4 separate regions of the Homo sapiens genome follow, and regions 1, 3 and 4 are each linked to region 2. Evidence: chromatin loops called from intact Hi-C (ENCODE). Cell type or tissue: A673. All regions are shown on one strand. Each heading gives the region's core, and the rest is flanking DNA. Links, peaks and the distances in the headings are about the cores only. Region 1 has its middle 84 kb from the start of SOX5-AS1. Region 2 has its middle 100 kb from the start of MIR920. Region 3 has its middle 13 kb from the start of LINC00477. Region 4 overlaps LOC124902897.

Region 1 (4,559 bases), core at 176-4,175, 200 kb before region 2:
TTTGTATCCTTTTCATGTCTATTAAAAATGGGTACCTTAAAAACATTTTGTCTAAATGTTGATTTAAAAAGCAAAAGTTTTTTTTTCTGAAGAAAAAACATTTTAAATAAGAGCGTAACTAGTTTTGATAAGATCAACTTTAAAATGTAATGTGTAATTAAGTAGAGGGAAATGGAGAATAACAATAATAGCTTACTTCTCAGCAAACAGCATTTTTCGTGAAAAGTGTTTATAATATTTATTAACATACAGAATTAGTCTTAACCTGCTAGAAAGAAGAGAAAATGCAACACCTTTCAAAGATGCAAATTGACAATTAACAAAACAATAGAATTCTAGGCCTTCCTTTGCAAGAGGTGCAAATTGATAATCAGGCTCTGCTGAAAAGCCGGTTGTTTCTATTTAAAAGTTATCTTGAGATGGAGGCTCCCCAAGGAAGAAGAAAATAAGAATATGGCCATGTTTGTGAAGTAGAACATCCTATCTACAAGGATATCATAATTCTACTGCTCTCTGCAGTTTCTATTTGAAAAATCCCAGCCCTTTTGGAGGAGGGATGTATGAATTCAGTGTCTCTGGATATTAACAGCATTGCTTTTCACATTCATTGCTGATTCAGTTCACTGCTCTGACCTTTACTTTTAAGGTACAAAATGGTATGGGATTAGGCCACCTGAAGAATCCAATAATACTTTTCTGTGTCTCTGTAGAGCCATAGTGTGCTGTGTATGTGTTTGTGAGTTTCTGTCAGGGCACTGTCCATATACACTCAATGCTCAATTTTCCATAGGTAGACGTTTCAGCTTCTCAGATTTAGTTGTTGACCTGATCATCAACTTATATTTACTTTGCCACTGGGAGTCTATGGGTGTGCTGGGAAGTTTTTTGTGTACTTTTTTTAAATTTCAGCAGGTGACCATAGTCAGTCTGCATTTGTTGAGCGCTTCTGAGTGCCAGGTAATGTGCTAGATGTTGTGAATACCAAGTTGATAGGACATCAGTCTAGTAGTGTTATCCAAGTCACGTGGTACCACAAAGTATCTTAGTGGCGGCAAATCCAAATGGGTCTGCAGCAACCTCGATTCTTGCCTCCTCAGAAGAAAGAATTTGCCTGAGTGAGATGAGGCAGAAGGAGAGACAGAGGCAAGTTTTAGAGCGGCAGTGAACATTTATTAAAAAGCTTTAGAGCAGGAATGAAACAAAGTAAAGTACACTTGGAAGAGGGCCAAACGGGCAACTTGAGAGGTCAAGTGCATGTTTGACCTTTTGACTTGGGCTTTTATATGTTGGCATATACTTCCCGGGTCTTGCGTTACTTTTTCCCTGGTTCTTCCCTTGAGGTGGACTGTCCGCATGCACAGTGGCCTGCCAGCACTTGGGAGGGGAGCAGTGTGTTCACTGGAGTTCTACGCATGCTCACTTGAGGCATTCTCCCCTTACCAGCAGAATGTCCCTAGAAGGTCATACACCAGTTAAACTTCTCCATTTTGCCTCTTAATAGGCATGCTTGAGCACACTCACCTAACTGCAGAGATCTTATCGGGAAGCTGCTTATCACCAGCTTCTGTTTTTTTTTTTCTACTGGGAGACTGCCTTTTCCTGGTACCAGCTGTGACCAAGTATTATTTTAGACAGACAGTGTAACAATTGCGTGACCATCACCTGATGGTCTCCTGACATTCCTGGTGGGGTTGGGGGAGCCCTCTCCTGCCCTGTTCATGCCTGACTAGCTACCTACTATAACAGTAATTCTCCAAACTAGAAAGAGAATGAGGCTTGAAGTACAAACTAACTTCCTTCCTTCCCTCCCTCCTTCCTTCCTTCCTTCCTTCCTTCCTTCCATTAGGCCACCTGAAGAATCCAATAATACTTTTTCTGTGTCTCTGTAGAGCCATATTATGCTATGTATGTGTTTGTGTTTGTATGTGTTTTAGAGAAGCAGTGAACGTTTATTAAAAAGCTTTAGAGCAGGAATGAAACCAAGTAAAGTACACTTGGAAGAGGGCCAAATGGGCGACTTGAGAGGTCAAGTGCATGTTTGACCTTTTGACCCAGGGTGGGTGAGTGGGTGGGTGGGGGGGCCGGCCTTCCTTCCTTCCTTCCTTCCTTCCTTCCTTCCTTCCTTCCTTCCTTCCTTCCTTCCTTCCTTCCTTTCCAGCTATACAGTACTAAATGAGAAAGACACTGTCTCTGCCAGATCCCAGTTCTTCCATTTGGCCCATTTATTGAGTCAGAGTCTGTGTATACAAGTATAAACATGTATGCAAGTATGTAAATGAAAAAAGACAGTCTATATTTTCAAGGATTATGACATTTTGACTAAATCCCTGAATCTCTCTAAGCTTCTATTTCCTCACTAGTAAATAGGAAAAATAATGCCTCTTTCAGAGGACCCTGGTGGGGATGAAATGAGACGACGTGTGTGAAAGTTCTTGCACAATTTGTACTTAATATGTTAGTTAAGTTCTCCTGTTCCAAGCTTGGACTACAGGTGCATGCCACCATGCCTAGCTAATTTTTTTTTGGTAATTTTTGTAGAGATGGGGTTTTGCCATGTTGCCCTGGTTGGTCTTGAGCTCCTGAGCTCAAGCGATCTTCCTGCTCAGCCACCATCTTTAATCATCGTGTAGTTTTTGGAAGGTGAGCATTGGTCCTTGGCAGAAGGTGATGGACATTATATAATTTGGTGGAGGGAACAGGCTGCCCAGTGTCTCCAGCTGTGTTCTCTCCTTTCTCATAGTAGCTGCCTTGCCCTTAGTCTGGGCACTCAAGCTGGGATTTGGGCATTTGTGACATTTGTTCACATTTAGGGGTAGGAGTAGAAGGGTGGCTATCATCCCCACCTACCTTCTTACTTGGGGTTTGTCTCCAAAAGGATGTTTTTGCCCCTTTCTCTCCCCTCTCTGGGTTTTGGCTATCTTGGATGTGAGAGGAAAATGCTCCATGTTTTGAGCCCCCAGAAGTGGCCTCAGCGTTGCCTCTCCCAGCATTCTTTGTCTTTCTCCTTGCTGGATGTGGGCTTCTTTGTGGGTGCCATCTAGGCACAACAAACATTCATCTTCCCTGCAAGCAAAGCCTGAAGAAGATTGATTGCACTTCCTTATGGTCATGGGAAAGTGTAAGAAATTTTTTCTCTTGTCAAAGTGGCCAGAGCGCTCTCTGCTTTTTTTATGGAAATAACAATCTTTGCATGACCCCAGTCCACACTTCGGTGGCAGAATCATAGATTGAGGGCCATTGCCCATTTGTCCTTTTGGAGTCACTTTGCTGCTGGCATTCTAAAAACATTACAGCAAGCTTTGAACTGCTGTGCCAGGTCTCGTCTTCTTTATCTCCAGATCAGAGCTGGCGGTGCAGGCATCACCCAACTTGTGCCTGGCTTCCCTGGCTCCTCAGAGGTGAACAGCAAACGCCCACTTTCCCCGCCTTTATCATTTCCTGCCAGCCCTGAATTCCACTTTCAGGAGAATTTTCTATGGGTGTGGGACTCAGTCTGACAATCTCTTAAGCAGAGAGTGATACACAATTTGCACCTGCTGAAACCTGTTCAAAACAGGTCAGATCTATATTTTCTGATCCTCACGTTCCTTGGGCAGAACCCATCCCTTTGCAGGAAGAGTTCTATAGGGTTGTTTTTGTTTGGTCTTGATTTGCTTTTTAAAATAAGTGTGGATTCTGAGGTGGAGATCTTTAAAATATCTTTCATCGGCTGGGCGCGGTGGCTCACGCCTGTAATTTTAGCAGTTTGGGAGGCCGAGGCAGGCAGATTGCCTGAGCTCAGGAGTTCAAGACCAGCGTGGGCAACAAAGTAAAACCCCATCTCTATTAAAATACAAAAATTAGCCAGGCGTGGCGGCGGGTGCCTGTAATCCTAGCTACTCAGGAGGCTGAGGCAGGAGAATCACTTGAACCTGGGAGGCAGAAGTTACAGTGAGCCGCGATCGCGCCACTGCACTCCAGCCTGGGCGAGAGAGCGAGACTCTGTCTCCAAAAAAAACCACACACACAAATAAATAAAATATTTTTCACTGCCTTTCCATCTTCTAGGTTTTCTCTTAGAAATCTCGCAAAGATTAAACTTGTTAGCCAAATCCAATGAGGCTGCCTCCCTCTCCCTCGTAGCAGACACTCTTTATCTGCTTATGGAATTTAAAGGCAAAACTCATTTTCATCAAGACCCTGATATTTCAGGAATGATTCATGAACCCCCATCTCTGTAGACAAGCTGTCCAACAGAATCACCATCACTGTCACAAAGCATATTGGGTGCAGTTCTAAGGATTGACATCTCTCTTTGTTACACTTAGGCGTGTTCAAGGATTTTTAGCAATCCCTGGAGAGATCCTTGTGCTTACTGTGGATAAACATCAGAACATAATCTCATGTGTTTGAGAAATATCACTTTCTTTATTTTCTACTATTTAACATAATTATTGACATAATTATCCTATAATAGCATAATTAGTCATAATAACATAATTATCGACTCTCAGGCCACAATTCTACCAGCCTGGTGGAAAAATCTAACATCAGTCATTGTGGGGTCTTCGGAACTCTTC
Region 2 (4,559 bases), core at 233-4,232:
ATGGTTTTAAGAATCAGTAGAGATTGAAGTCAGCCTACAATGTGAATTACTGGAATTTCTGACTTTAAAATATATGGATTTGAGAAACATCGATTTTGAGCTAAACTAGATAACATATTTATTTCTTAATGATATGCACAAATTTGTTAGGTATTGAAATAACCAATACAGTATTACCTTTCATTTCAGTTTTTAATGATACTAAAGCATGACTTTTTGGTAATTGTTTTAGTCAGACTTGGTAAGCACAAGATCTGACAGTGTTGACTAGTCTGATACTCACAGGATGCATTGTATAAATTCTTCATTCCTTGAAGCATGAGTACAGATGATGACTGTCATCTTTGCCCTTTGACAGGTGTTAGGTAATGTGTAAGATATTCCCTGAAGCCTTTTCCAGATTTTTCTTGGTGATTCAAGTTTAGAAATGTGGTTTGCTTAGAGCAGTGTTTTCAATGGGGGGTGATTTTTACCTCCCGTGGGACATTTGGCAATGTCTGGAGACATTTTTGCTTTTCCCAGTTGGGGGATGCTATTGGCATCTAGTGTGTAGAGAGGCCAGAGATGCTGCTATACCCCCTACAATGCATATCACAGTCTCCCACAGTAAAGACATGTTGGACCCAAAGTATTAATGCCAAGGGTCGAGAAATCCTGGCTTAGCGTAAAATTTGAGAACGAAGTCATCAGGATTCTTTAAATCCATACCTTCTTTTTTTTTTTTTTTTTTTTTTTTTTTTGAAGTGGAGTCTCGCGCTGTCGCCCAGGCTGGAGTACAGTGGCACGATCTCAACTCACTGCAAGCTCCGCCTCCTGGGTTCACGCCATCCTTCCGCCTCAGCCTCCCGAGTAGCTGGGCCTACAGGCGCCTGCCACTATGCCCAGCTAATTTTTTAAATTTTATTTTATTTTTATTTTTAGTAGAGACGGAGTTTCACCATGTTAGCCAGGATGGTCTCAATCTCCTGACCTCGTGATCCGTCCGCCTCGGCCTCCCAAAGTGCTGGGATTACAGGCGTGAGCCACCATGCCTGGCCTAAATCCATACCTTCTTAATTAGGAAAATAATGTTCATCAATGAGGCACTTCTAATACATTCCTTACAGAGATATTTAAAAGTGCAGCATTTCCCTATATATCTGGATCATAATGAAATGAGTGGTTGTTATTGTCTCTTCCCAGATCAGTCATCCATTTGTTTATCAAACTTTTAGCAAGCACTTGATGTGGGACTTAGGTTGACTGTACAAAATTGAATAAGAGATGGTCATCATCTAGATTAATGAATGGTAGGTAGATGGTAAAGATGACTGCGTTGTTGTTGTTCTCTATGATTTTGTAATGTTCTCTTACATGATAGCAACTCATTAGGTTTCTTTAGAGCGAGGGTAGGTTTGTCATGAAGTTTTGAAAGCTTTATTGGTGTTGGCAAGAGAATGGTGCAAGATAGTTGATTTATAGAATGTTTAGTTCTATTTTCTTGCTTAAACAATCCATAGACCAAAACTGTTGAGGGACCACTGGTAAGTGGTAGCCTCTTATAGGCAAAGGGATGCAGTAAAGGACTTTTGTAAGTTGTTTTTTAAAGTGTGAACATCATTGCTATGATCTGAATGTGTCCTCCAAAATTCATGTTGAAACCTCATCATTATTCTAACAATGTGTCATCAGAAAAAATTTTAATGAAATTAGCGTTAAAGTAAATTTAATGGCTATGGCATATTTGAATTTGTGGACGTATGTTTTGCAAAGACTCTGCTTCTGTCTTTATTTTTTGGAAACTAGGACATGGACTGTAGGCTTAGTTTCCAAATGTGGACTTTAAAATAATAGCTTTTTAAAATAAATGAAAATATTTTCAACATCTGATATTTTAAAAATATTTTACCACTAGTTCTGTTGAAATGATTTTCATTGTTGTTGTTTAAAACTAATTTTCTTCTTTGTGCTATTAAGTGGGAAAGTAAAACACCTATAAAGAGATCAATCTATTTTTACTGTGTAATGATCCCCCTAGTGGATATGAGATGCAGCTAGCTTCGATATTTGCATAAAGAAGCAGGTGATGGTGGGTGAGACTTTGTTACTTGTTTCTCACTTTCAGAAGTGTTGTACAAGATCAAAACTGTCTTTACTATTTTTAATAAAGGAACTCCAAGTGGTTAAATTACCTTTTTAGGAAGCCTTAATGAGGCAGAAAGTGGTAGAAGTGCATAATTCTTTAAACTTAGATAAAGATAAATATCTTAAACAAAAGTTGGTGCAACGCTTTTGTAGTTTTTCAAAACACTATTTAAAGAAAAGGATTTTTACCAATTATTTTGTGGTTTTCTCACTTAAATTGGCTAACAGTTTAAAAGTAGTCTATGTAACCTGATGCTACTATATATCTGATCTCCAGTTAGATTTGTTAAAGCAAGAATAGCAAGTGAAAGAAATTGATGACATGAAAATTGATTACTCTTTAAAGACATACTCTCAAAATAAGACATACAAGGTATCTATTTATAGTACCTAGATAATAAACTTTAGAAATAAAGATTCATTTGGATTTTGTAAAATGTTGTTAAAACATTAGGTCTGCAGGTTTCAAATATGCTACTATTCAGAACATTGGAAATAAGAGAAGCAGAATAAATACCTGTGATGTGGCAAAAACTTCAAATATTGCTAGCTACAAAGAGCTAGAAACCATCTTTAAGTAAAAATCATGTTAATGATGACTATATAATGAACCCAATATCAGTAGAACATCATATTGCCTAAGCAAACAGTGTTATTACTTTCACTTCATTGTACAATAAGTTGATGGTTTATGGAACTGGTTCTGTTCTGAGAAAGGTATCATTTGAATAGGAAAACAGCCTGTTTCTTCATAAAGGACTTAAACACTGGTAGAGGAGAGAACTCTGTTAATAAAATGCATTTTGCATATACAGTATATCAGAGTCATGTTTGAGAATTTTTCTGATATTATGAAAGGCCAGATAAAATATAAAACAAATGTCTATTCCACTTGTAAAGATAGGATTTCTGAATTTGTTAATAGGCTATAATTAATGTCATTTTAAACTTTTTCCTATTCTGTGTACTTATAAAGATACTTATAGAACAAATAATTAGAGAGTTAACTTGACAGAAGTCAACAATGTAGTGTGTGATAGACTAATCAATGATAAATCACATCATTCAGAAAAGAGAAGTTCTGTAAGTCTTGCTTAATTTATTGAAAATAAAGCTACATTTTTCAGTGATGAACATTTCTTGATGACAGTAATGATGATGCATGAATTAAATGAGGAGATAGGAAATAGGAATAAAAAAAGGATGGAAAAACTATAATTAACAAAAAACATCCACAAACAATAATTTATGTAAGTGAAATAGATTTCTGCAGAATAAAAATGGAACAAAGTGAACAATGGAAATTATTCGACAATTAGGGTGGATATAGCTTGGATCACTGAAACGGTGAAAGGCAAAAGATAATGTAATGCAACTTACACAGAGAAACAATGGAAATCTGTTCAAAAGCTCTTTTAAAAGACTTCCCCTTCACAAATATGTTGTCCTATTCTGCCTTTTCATTAGCAAGTTCTCTTTAATATTTCCAATTTACAAGATGCCTGAAGAAAATTAACATCTGACTTGATTTTAAAACTTTATTTGAAGCTCTGCCACACGTATTTGCAGCCTATACACTGTATGAATTTACTTAACCATTCACTTGGCTTTGCTTTTGAGTGGTCTGCTGGTCAAAATTGCCTGATATTTAAATGTTACCATAGTGATGAGTAGTGGACACTGTCATCTTTCTCGTTTTAATTAAGGAACAGATGCAGGTAAAGCTGATCTCTCAGTGACCCTCTTTAAGCCCGGCATCAACACATTGATTGTTTTCAATTCTTTTCTCTCCCCTGTAATCTTAGCTTTGTCCTTTCGTCATATCAAGGTCTTCATCCTCTTACGTTAAAGATGCAGGAACTCCTTTTAAACCCTTCCTTAGGGAGCTTTAGCTTAGAGAGAATAAAACACACTTCCACTAAACACCAATGAAACACTAAGGCTGTTTTTTGGGTTTTATGTTTGTTTGTTTGTTTGTTTCAAGAAGCCCTGGCTTTGTCCACTTTAAAATTAAGTAATGTGTAAGTGGCAGTTTGTTAAAATTCTGTATACCCTATAAAGACAAAAAGTATTTCTACTTCCACTTTTTTGAATGAAACAAATTCCCTTTCCCATTTAGTGTATTTATAAATGAGGTATATTCAGAAGGTCTAAATAGTGTTAGCAACTCAATCATTCTTCCTTGGACTATAATCTAAAACACACTAAGAATATAGAAAGTATTTATTAACTAATACATGCATGGTAAAAATAAGAAGAGAGTGGCTGCCCCAAAGATACTCACATTTTGGTTGTGTTTGAGGTGGATTGTAAGAGCTTGTTGTCATGAGGCATAACATACTCTGGGTAGAAGAAACAAAATTTGGTTGGAAGGATTAGAGAAGAGGATTATTAGGTATCCAGTAGTAACAGATTTAGGCACAGTGCCAGAGGAA
Region 3 (4,559 bases), core at 284-4,283, 490 kb before region 2:
AGACCCTTCTTGTACCTCAATTACAATTTGTGCTGCCACAGGCCTTTGACCCTGCTGAGCTTCAGAGAAAATCCTAACTCCTTAGCATGGTACACATGTATGTTTATTGCAGCACTGTACACAATAGCAAAGACTTGGAACCAACCCAGATGCCCATCAATGATAGACTGGATAAAGAAAATCTGGCACATATACACCATGGAATACTAAGCAGCCATGAAAAAAGGATGAGTTCATGTCCTTTGCTAGGACATGGATGAAGCTGGAAACTATCATTCTCAGCAAACTAACACAGAAACAGAAATCCGAACACGGCACGTTCTCACTCATAAGTGGGGGTTGAACAATGAGAACACATGGACACAAGGAGGTGAACATCACACACCGGGGCCTGTCGGCGGGGGTGGAGGCTAGGGGAGGGATAACATTAGGAGAAATACCTAATGTAGATGACGGGTTGATGGGTGCAGCAAACCACCATGGCACATGTATACCTATGTAACAAACCTACATGTTCTGCATATATATCCCAGAACTTAAAGTATAATAAATAAAAATAAATAAATAAATAAAAATTGTCCATGTCTATTTTGCCATCTTTTTATGTATAGCCACTCATTTTAAGGCTTCTGTTTCAGTCAAAATTGTTTACTCACCACTTCTAAATCACTCTTCATTTTTCTCCTTCCCTATATGGCTCATAATGGTTTTACAAACGCATACATAGCTACAAATTTGAGCTTTATGTAGCTTCTGACCGATCTTAAAACTTCTCTGAGTCTGATTTTCTACTGTAAAATTAAGTTTTATCATATCTAACCTCTCAACCATATAGGGTTTTTGTGAGGATCAAGTAAATCAGTATTTATTGACTTCATGTTGTATGCCAAACACTTTGCTGGTTTTAATAACATGTCTTATTAAAACTTTCCAAAAATTCTGTGACATAAGTAGATCTTATTTTCACTTTACAGATAAAGAAACTGAGGCAATAATTTGTAAATACTTTGCTATTTGACAACTATAGAAATGTATATATTTGTCTGTTTGTTCCTGATACTAAATCTTCTAGTTGACGCAATCTTAGTATTTTCTCCAACTACATTTTAAGTTCTTCTAAGGTGTAAATGATTTTGTGAATTATAACATGTTCTCTTGTGGTAGTTAATAAAGGTATTAATTGCTTTGTAAGTATTTCCAGATTTATTTTGATATACAGCTTATGTGATTGGCTGACGATTTTACTTTTCCATGAAAGGAGCTTAAAATCTTGCCCCCCAAACTTTTTGCCTATTGGATAACAGCCATGCACGTGAAAATAAAGAGGGATACCAAGAACATGAGATAAGCCTCACTTATGTGGGCTGCCTCAGAGTATGTATAAGTAGGTACAAATACAGATATTTCCTCTTTGCAAATGTTTTTAAGTGTATTAAATAGGTCAAACAAAGTTGGCCTAATGAAGGGGAAAATATCAAGGGTAATTCAAAACCATATACAGCATATTTTTACAATGTCTATTAGTGATGAGGTAACTGAGGATGCCATCACTTCACTAGTGATAAACACAATAGACGCAATAGTGACAGACGCTCATCAGACACTGGCTTTGAGAACGTGGCTTTGATGATTTACAATAGGGAAAGCAAAACTAGTTTATACTTGAGCAGGGATGTGTTTATTCTACTTATCTGAAGTTAAAGCCAATCATCACAGTGGGTTGAATGACCTTAAATCTTCATATTTGAGCAGAACTTAATGGACCATTTGCTGATAGATAAATTCCAGAAAATAAACCAGTTCCCAAATTTGTGCGTGTGTGTGTAGATACATATACACATATATATCATATATTATGTTATTAACTAAAAACAAATGTGTTTCTTTTATAGAAAAGTATAAATAATGGACTTTAAACAACTTCCTAAATAAACAAAGATGCTGTGGTCCAAAGGCTAGCTCATTCAACTGAATTTTTAAAGCCGTATTTCAAGTTTACCTAATAATTAAACATTCTTAGTTGAGGAAATGTGAATTTGATTTCTCCGTATATTTTCTTTTTCTTGATTAGAAAGAACATGCCTTGCATGGTGCTTTGATCACTAGAAGTAACCATTTTAGGTTGAGGTCCTGTAAGTCCATTCTTTTCAATATGAGACAGAACTCCTGGCACAAATTACATTTCCCTTATTGCATTGTGTTCAATTTCAAGTACCATTCTTACATCTTAATACAAGAAATATGTGTGACATTGCACCTTTTTCTGAACAATATGCTTGGAATGAAGTATGTTGTAAGGAAATTAATCCATCAACCTCTTAAGAGGGGATGATGGTTTAAGGAAACCCAGTCTGTCTTTTCAACCCATCAAGGACATGTATTTTGCCTTTATCCACTAGAGGGGGTAATGTTCTTCCATCCTAAAACACCATGGAATTATCCAGACATGATTTAAATTCACAGTGACCTTGTTTATTTTGAAATGAGGTCAATTAAATACTATATAATACAATGGATGCCAAAATCATCCATAAAAGTTGTTTTGAAAACATTTGTGACACAAAGATCAGAAGGATTTGTTGTTCTTGTTGATACTAAAATTTGCCAAATCCACGGTTGTAAAGATGGGTAAATTTGTTTTAGTTGTGAGAGGAGAATTTGTATAAAGTAATGCTTTCCATGACCATTCCAAAAAATACTATGCAATTTTTTATGTGATTGATTTCAATGTATTAGGGTTGATAATTGGATTGTTGTCTGTTTCGTTCAGTAAGGAAGAAGGTCATCTCTTTTTTATTTTCTTAAGATATATTTAGGAAATATTGGGAGAATTAAATAGATTTATAGAAGTTTATAATAAATATCATAAATACATAAATGAAATGTGATATAACATAGGTGATTAGTAGTACAAGGATTGGGATATGTGAAGATCAATAACATACTGCAGAGTTGATTTATTACATATAAATATATAATTATCACTGTTTATCATGGTAATGATTTTTCTTTTAATAAATTCCAAGTCAATAAGACAAGAATGTTTTTTTCTTTAAACCTACTGAAAAATAGTTTGAATTGCAGAATAGCTAATCCTATTTAGTTGTTAAAAGATAATCAAAATAATTGGTTAGAAATAACCAGTAGCCAAATTGATGAAATTTCATGATTATAATTAACTGTGCTATTAGGTCAGTTGTTTAGCTATTTCTATGAATAAGAAGAAGCCTAATCAAAATGCAGAATAATTAGTTCTGTTGAAAAGAAGAGATATAATTTGTAAAAAGCACGTATGTTGCATCAACCATATTTTTCATAATTCTAATTACTTTCTCAAATAAAACATACTTCTGGTTCCTAAAGATTATTTCCCTTGAGTAAAAGCTGCAGTAGTGGTTTCATATGGGTGAGTACCAGACTCACCATATAACTTTTGAAATTATTGATGCCTAGAGGGCCCCCTGTAGCAATGTGAATTCAGCAGGTCTGGAGTGGTTGCAGCACGGAAATTTTTTAAAAATTCTGCATCGACTTTAATCTGCAGCCCTGGTGGAGCATCACTGCATTGCATGAGGAGTTAATTGTACCTGACTAGGTTTTTCTTCTTGCTTTCCACCCCTAGAAGGCATACTATTAAAAATTCTTTGGAGACAAAAGAAGAAAATTATGGTAAATTATTACAACTTTTTACAGGAACACCCCCTATTGTATGAGTGAGAGTTAAGGCCTCAAAATACCTATGTGTGACAGTGAATTCCATATTATAGTGAAAATAAACATGCTTTTGAAGTCCTGTGTTGTTTCTTAGTAATTTGTGCTGCCTGGAGATCTTCCAAATACAGCTAACAAAGGCTTGTAGAAAGGACTTTCAGCATCATGAAAAAATTTTTGCTATAGACAAGAACGAATATTTACAAAACAATAATCCCAAACAGATCCAAACCCTATAAATAAGTATTGTTTTCTTGAATATTACCATAAAAATACAGTTATTTTAAAACTGAGTAACATATTTTCGTACTATATACATTAAAATAAATTATACTGAGGTGATAACTCAAATGAAGGTTTTATAATAACTGGGAAGTTAAATTATATGCAACCAAAAATAATGCATAGATGACATGCACATTTCATGTCATCTATATGTAATCTATAATTTATTTTACTATAAATAGGATCTTCAATACACATTATAATGGTTATTTATAGTGCATGATTTACTTTAATTAATATAACAACAAACAGTGGAAATGTAAAAAAAGATCCTTTTTTTTTCTCCTAGAGAGATTTTTTTCCACTCTGTTTTTCAACACTTAACTGAGAAAACACAGTGACTACAAAGGGCAGCAAGTTCCCAGGACAGTGGAAGGAATTAATGTGTGTCCAAATAATTGCAGTGTAATAGCACACCTGTATATATCAGAGATATTGGAAGCCATGAATGCACAGAAGAAAAATGTCCATCTCTGCCTATAAGAAGCCTAATGGTGAAAGTCATAGTTGTGGTCACGTTGGGGTGTGTGTGTGTGTGTGTGCATGTGCTGATAGGTGTGTGT
Region 4 (4,559 bases), core at 187-4,186, 620 kb before region 2:
ACATATGAGTGCCTATTTTTGGTAAATGTCATGGTTTTTCACATCACTGAGTAAGCATGAAAATTTCTCTCTAAATATTTGAATCACTTCATTTATAGTCAAAAACACTTTCTCAAAATGAACATTGTGAAGCCAACCAATTTGACTACACATCTGGGTTTGAACCCCAAAGAGGCAGAAACACTATAGTTAATCAAACTAATTTGTATTGCTATTCTTATCTGGTGGTCTCACTTTGAGGAAACCACAAAGATGTCATTTGGGAAGTGTCAGCTTTAGGGGTGGGGCTGAGTTGGGGATGTTGGTCCTTTGATGGTAATGGTTGTATAAAACACAACATAAAATTGTGAAAAAACATTTGTAGTGAACTTTTTTAAAAACACATTTACTTTTTAGAGCAGTAGTTTTGAATTATGACAATTTGGAAAGAATGATGCAGTATGACATGATGCAAAGAACAAATCCCTGACTTTAAGGAAAACTGACCCCCAGTCCTGCCTCTGCTATTATTCAGTTTTGTTGGGTTGGGCAAGTCACATACCAACATGGTGTCAATCCCTTCTTTATAAAATAAGAAATTGGTTTAGCTCAGAGTTCCCCAAATTTGTACTTCAGACCTGTGAAGTTGTCTGCAAAAGTAAAAGTAATTTTGTGATAAAATAAATTGAGAATTACTGCATACTATGCTGTTCAAATGTACACTGACATATTGATATCTGTGAAATGTTCTGCAGTTGGACACATGGTTTAACTTTCTTTTCTTTTCCCTTTTCTTTTCTTGTTTTTGTAGGGACATGGTCTCACCTGTGTTGCTGTGTTGCTCAGGCTGGTGTCAAACTCCTGAGCTCAAGCGATCTTCCTGCCTCTGCCTCCAAAAGTGCTGGGATTACAGGTGTGAGCCACTATGCCTGACTTTAGTACAGTATTTTCCAAAATTTTTTTTGTCTGGTGACATACCTTAATATCTCTTAAGAATAGAGTATCACAGATATCTTTTGGAAACCCTGGGTTCAATGATCTCTAAGACCCTTTCCAGTTAGCATTCAATTATACTAGTAACTCTGTTTTTGTTATTTATTGTATTTTGTCAATAAGGAAGTTTTTTTGTTGATTTCCGGTAATTTCTCAGTTGAAATAATTTAGCTGCCTAGGGATTCATTAGAATGAGTCATTGGTCCTCCTGCCCCATGTAAGGTACTTTCCAGTTTTAAAGTTTATGATTCTAAGATTCTAATTTGAGATCAGCGACAAGTCTTCTTATAAGAAAAATTAATTGTATTCTTTTTTTTTTTTTTAGACATAGTCTCACTCTGTCACCCAGCCTGGAGTGCAGTGGTGCGATCTCGGCTCACTGCAAGCTCCGCCTCCTGAGTTCAAGTGATTGTCCTGCCTCAGCCTCCCGAGTAGCTGGGACTACAGGCACCCGCCACCGTGCCCGACTGATTTTTTGTATTTTTAGTGGAGACGGGGTTTCACCGAGTTAGCCAGGATGGTCTCGATCTCCTGACCCGTGATCCGCCCGCCTCGGCCTCCCAAAGTGCTGGGATTACAGGCGTGAGCCACTGTGCCCGGCCAATTAATTGTATTTTTTGCCTTCTAGAAAACCTTATGTTGCTTCATATTCTTGTTAACCTGCAAAATTTTTTTTCCAAATTCTCATTTTAAAAGAATAATAGATTTATCTATAAGCAACAGAGACATTTTGTACCCTCATGGTTAGTAGTTTTAATTTTTCGGAAAAATCATGTTACTCATTACGTAATATCTGTAACTAAATTTTAAACTATGGATTGGTACAAGTTTACACAGGCATTAAAATTTCCGATTATTCCTTAGGACATTACATAGGAGTATATGTGTTGTTGATTTTGTTATTAAAACACTTTCTTTCATTAACAATGTACCTCTTCTGTTCAGAAAAATGAAAAGGAAAGAGTACATGACCACATCTTTAAATAGATGTTCAAGTTCATTTAAAAAGATTATTTTTTATTTAAAACATTACAACCTCATCACCTGCAGACTATTTCTTTCATCAAAGTGGCTTAAGATGTATTGCATTTTGATAAAAAACTGCTTCCAATGGCTACAGCATCAAAAAGTAAATACTATGTATTTTATTTACCATGAAAAAGGTAGTGAAAGTTTCCCCAGTTTCTTAATCTGTAATTGGTCACTCTTTCTGTAGAGAGATATTGAGGATGGTAAAATACTCCCAGTACCCACAAGGTGGCATGGCCTTCTTGTTCAATCCAGTTTCATTTATTATTTCTGCTTTATCTGCTACTATATTTTAGATTCTGCTCTTTTATTAAAGTTTTGAATTTCACTTTATGGTTTTATTTTTCTTCACTTGCAGCCAATGGACAGTACTGGAATTTCTAGACAGAAATATATTTTTTAAAGAAATATTAAAGTAAAACTCTTCTACATCTTCTATTGTTTCAGTCCACTTTGGAGCTGACTTTAAATTATTTGACTGTGTATGAAGCCTAGTGATTATAAACTGCCTAATAAACACTAGATACTCAATAAATATTTGCTGTGGAATTTCATGAGTTGTCTTACTGAAAAAAAGGTATTAAAATACTCATTTTTTACCAGAACAATTTATGGATACTTTATATCTTTCCACTTGCTGGTGAAAAAGCTCTGCCTCTTTTGCTCAGGAAGTACTGTTATTTTACGGTATTATAAAAATATGTCATAAATTAGGGTGAAATCTCCATCCTATCTCAATTATAAAAAAGGCACGGTGAATTCACTTCAGTCCTTTACTCAGTAAACATTTGTGGACCCTCTCTCTGTACCCAGCACTGTGCCAAGGGCTGAAGAAAACATAAGGATGAGTAGAACATGGATAAGGGAATAAGCATGTAATTGCAAGAGCAGAATCATCACTCACCCATTCATTCATTCATTCAACAAATATTTATTGAGTTTACTGTGTTTCAGGTGTTATAAGAAGGTAAATAATAAATAAAATGGCCAAAAATCTTACACTAGAGTAGACAGACAATAATCTAGATAAATAAAATAAACACATAAAATGAGTGAACTCTATAGTATGTTCAATAACGATACATGCTAAGGAGAAAACATAAAGCAGAGAGAGGAGAGAAGCCTCTTGGGCCAGGAGAGGATTAGGTTGGCTATATTTTTATTTTGGGTCATGAGATAAGGTCTCTGTCTCTCTCTGCAAAACGACCTGAAGAAGGTACAGAAGTGAACTGTGTGGTTGTCTGGAGGGAAGAACACTCTAGGCAGCAGAGACACTAAGTACAAAGGCTCCCAGTGGGACTGGGTCACTGTCGCGTACTCTGTTGGGGTTGCTAAAACAAAATGCCATCAAATGGGTGGCTTATAAACAACAGAAATGGATTTCTCATAGTTGTAGAGGCTGGGAAGTCCAAGATCAAGGTAGAGTCTCTCTCTGGTGAGGGCCCCCTTTCTGGGTCACAGACTGTACCTTCTCACTGTGTCCTCACATGGTGGAAGGGATGAGAGTCTCTCTGGGGTCTCTTTTATAAGGCACTAATTTCACTTACGAAGGCTCTGCCCTCACGGCCTAATCACCTCCCAAGGGCCCCATCTCTGAATACCATCACTTTAGGGGTTGGAATTTTGGCATATGAGTTATGAGGTGGGTACAAACATTCAGACCACAGCACTCATTTAATGTGTGCTACCCCAGAGTCCTACATAAAATGAGATGGGAGCAAAGGAGACTGAGGGGCTCCTTGAGGAAAGTGAAAGAGGATTTAGCTGAGGAAGAGAAATCTACCCCACACCCAGTGGACAAAGGTGCTCCTGGTTGAGCAAAGCCATAGAGGCATGAAAGCCAAAGATGTGGTTGTGTGGGAAGTAAGAAGAAAAATGAGGCTGTAAATAGGACGAACATATAATAGTCCTGTATGCACAACCCTATTTTATATCCACTTGGGGGGAAAAGCAGTGATTTCACCAGATTAATTTTGAGGGAAAAAAATTTAGGTAAATCATAAAATACAATGAACAGACAATATATGTGCAGGATAATATTAACTTACTCGAATCTGTTTTCCTCTCCAAAAAAAATTTATATTCCTTCTCATTGGGATTACAAAATTTTGACTTCAGGATGCATAAACAGACAGATAGTAAAAGTTTTGAGCATTCTGTATTTTCTAGATATCAGTTCTGCTTTTGTGATAAGGCCCCGGATGCAGTGTCTACCTGGCAATGCACTAAATTTTAGATATCTGAGATCTCTACAATGGATAGCATAAGTCTCTTTTATGAGAGGTTTCGTCAGAGGAAGAGCTCAAGTGATTCTATCTGACGGCTTCTTTTTCTAGGCTTTAAACCTTTAGTGGGGGTCAGATAAGGGGATGGGAAAATATCCCTTGATTGTTTTGGAGAAAACTTAATCTGACACTTTAAATGTTAACTACTTAGGGGCTAAATGAATGTATACATCTGCTGCTGCAGTTATGGTTCTTAGTTTTCGGGTTTTGTTTTTTTAAGGCAATACGGTGGATTTAAATTTCAGGCTCCCACTTCAGGTGTGCAAACTACCA

What was found. Hi-C counts contacts between places; a loop is a spot of excess contacts. Peaks named below come from ENCODE experiments on the same cell type or tissue, not always from the same donor. Only the 100,000 strongest peaks of a DNase experiment are listed, where the experiment ranks them.
Region 1: a loop joins it to region 2, with 16 times the contacts of the local background. A loop is called at or near these places in 2 of 110 quality-filtered maps.
Region 3: it touches region 2 in a loop (9-fold over the local background); 18 of 110 quality-filtered maps call a loop at or near these places.
Region 4: it touches region 2 in a loop (2.5-fold over the local background); 9 of 110 quality-filtered maps call a loop at or near these places.

Annotation. Positions count from the first base shown.
Region 1 is chr12:24,305,045-24,309,603 of GRCh38, reverse strand. It overlaps a transcript of SOX5 not described here. Among named protein-coding and RNA genes, the nearest start is that of SOX5-AS1, 84 kb to the right of the region's middle. In A673, for the core only: no CTCF peak of the experiment used is centred there; DNase peaks (open chromatin) are centred at 1,663 and 2,283; H3K27ac peaks cover 3,940 bases.
Region 2 is chr12:24,107,082-24,111,640 of GRCh38, reverse strand. It overlaps a transcript of SOX5 not described here. Among named protein-coding and RNA genes, the nearest start is that of MIR920, 100 kb to the left of the region's middle. In A673, for the core only: a CTCF peak has its summit at 2,026; a DNase peak (open chromatin) is centred at 2,020; H3K27ac peaks cover 1,370 bases.
Region 3 is chr12:24,594,828-24,599,386 of GRCh38, reverse strand. No RefSeq gene overlaps it. Among named protein-coding and RNA genes, the nearest start is that of LINC00477, 13 kb to the right of the region's middle. In A673, for the core only: CTCF peaks have their summits at 2,198, 2,398, 3,345 and 3,546; DNase peaks (open chromatin) are centred at 2,396 and 3,516.
Region 4 is chr12:24,726,237-24,730,795 of GRCh38, reverse strand. All of the region lies in intron 1 of LOC124902897, which reads right to left. Among named protein-coding and RNA genes, the nearest start is that of BCAT1-AS1, 91 kb to the left of the region's middle. In A673, for the core only: a CTCF peak has its summit at 2,235 (motif pointing right); a DNase peak (open chromatin) is centred at 2,225.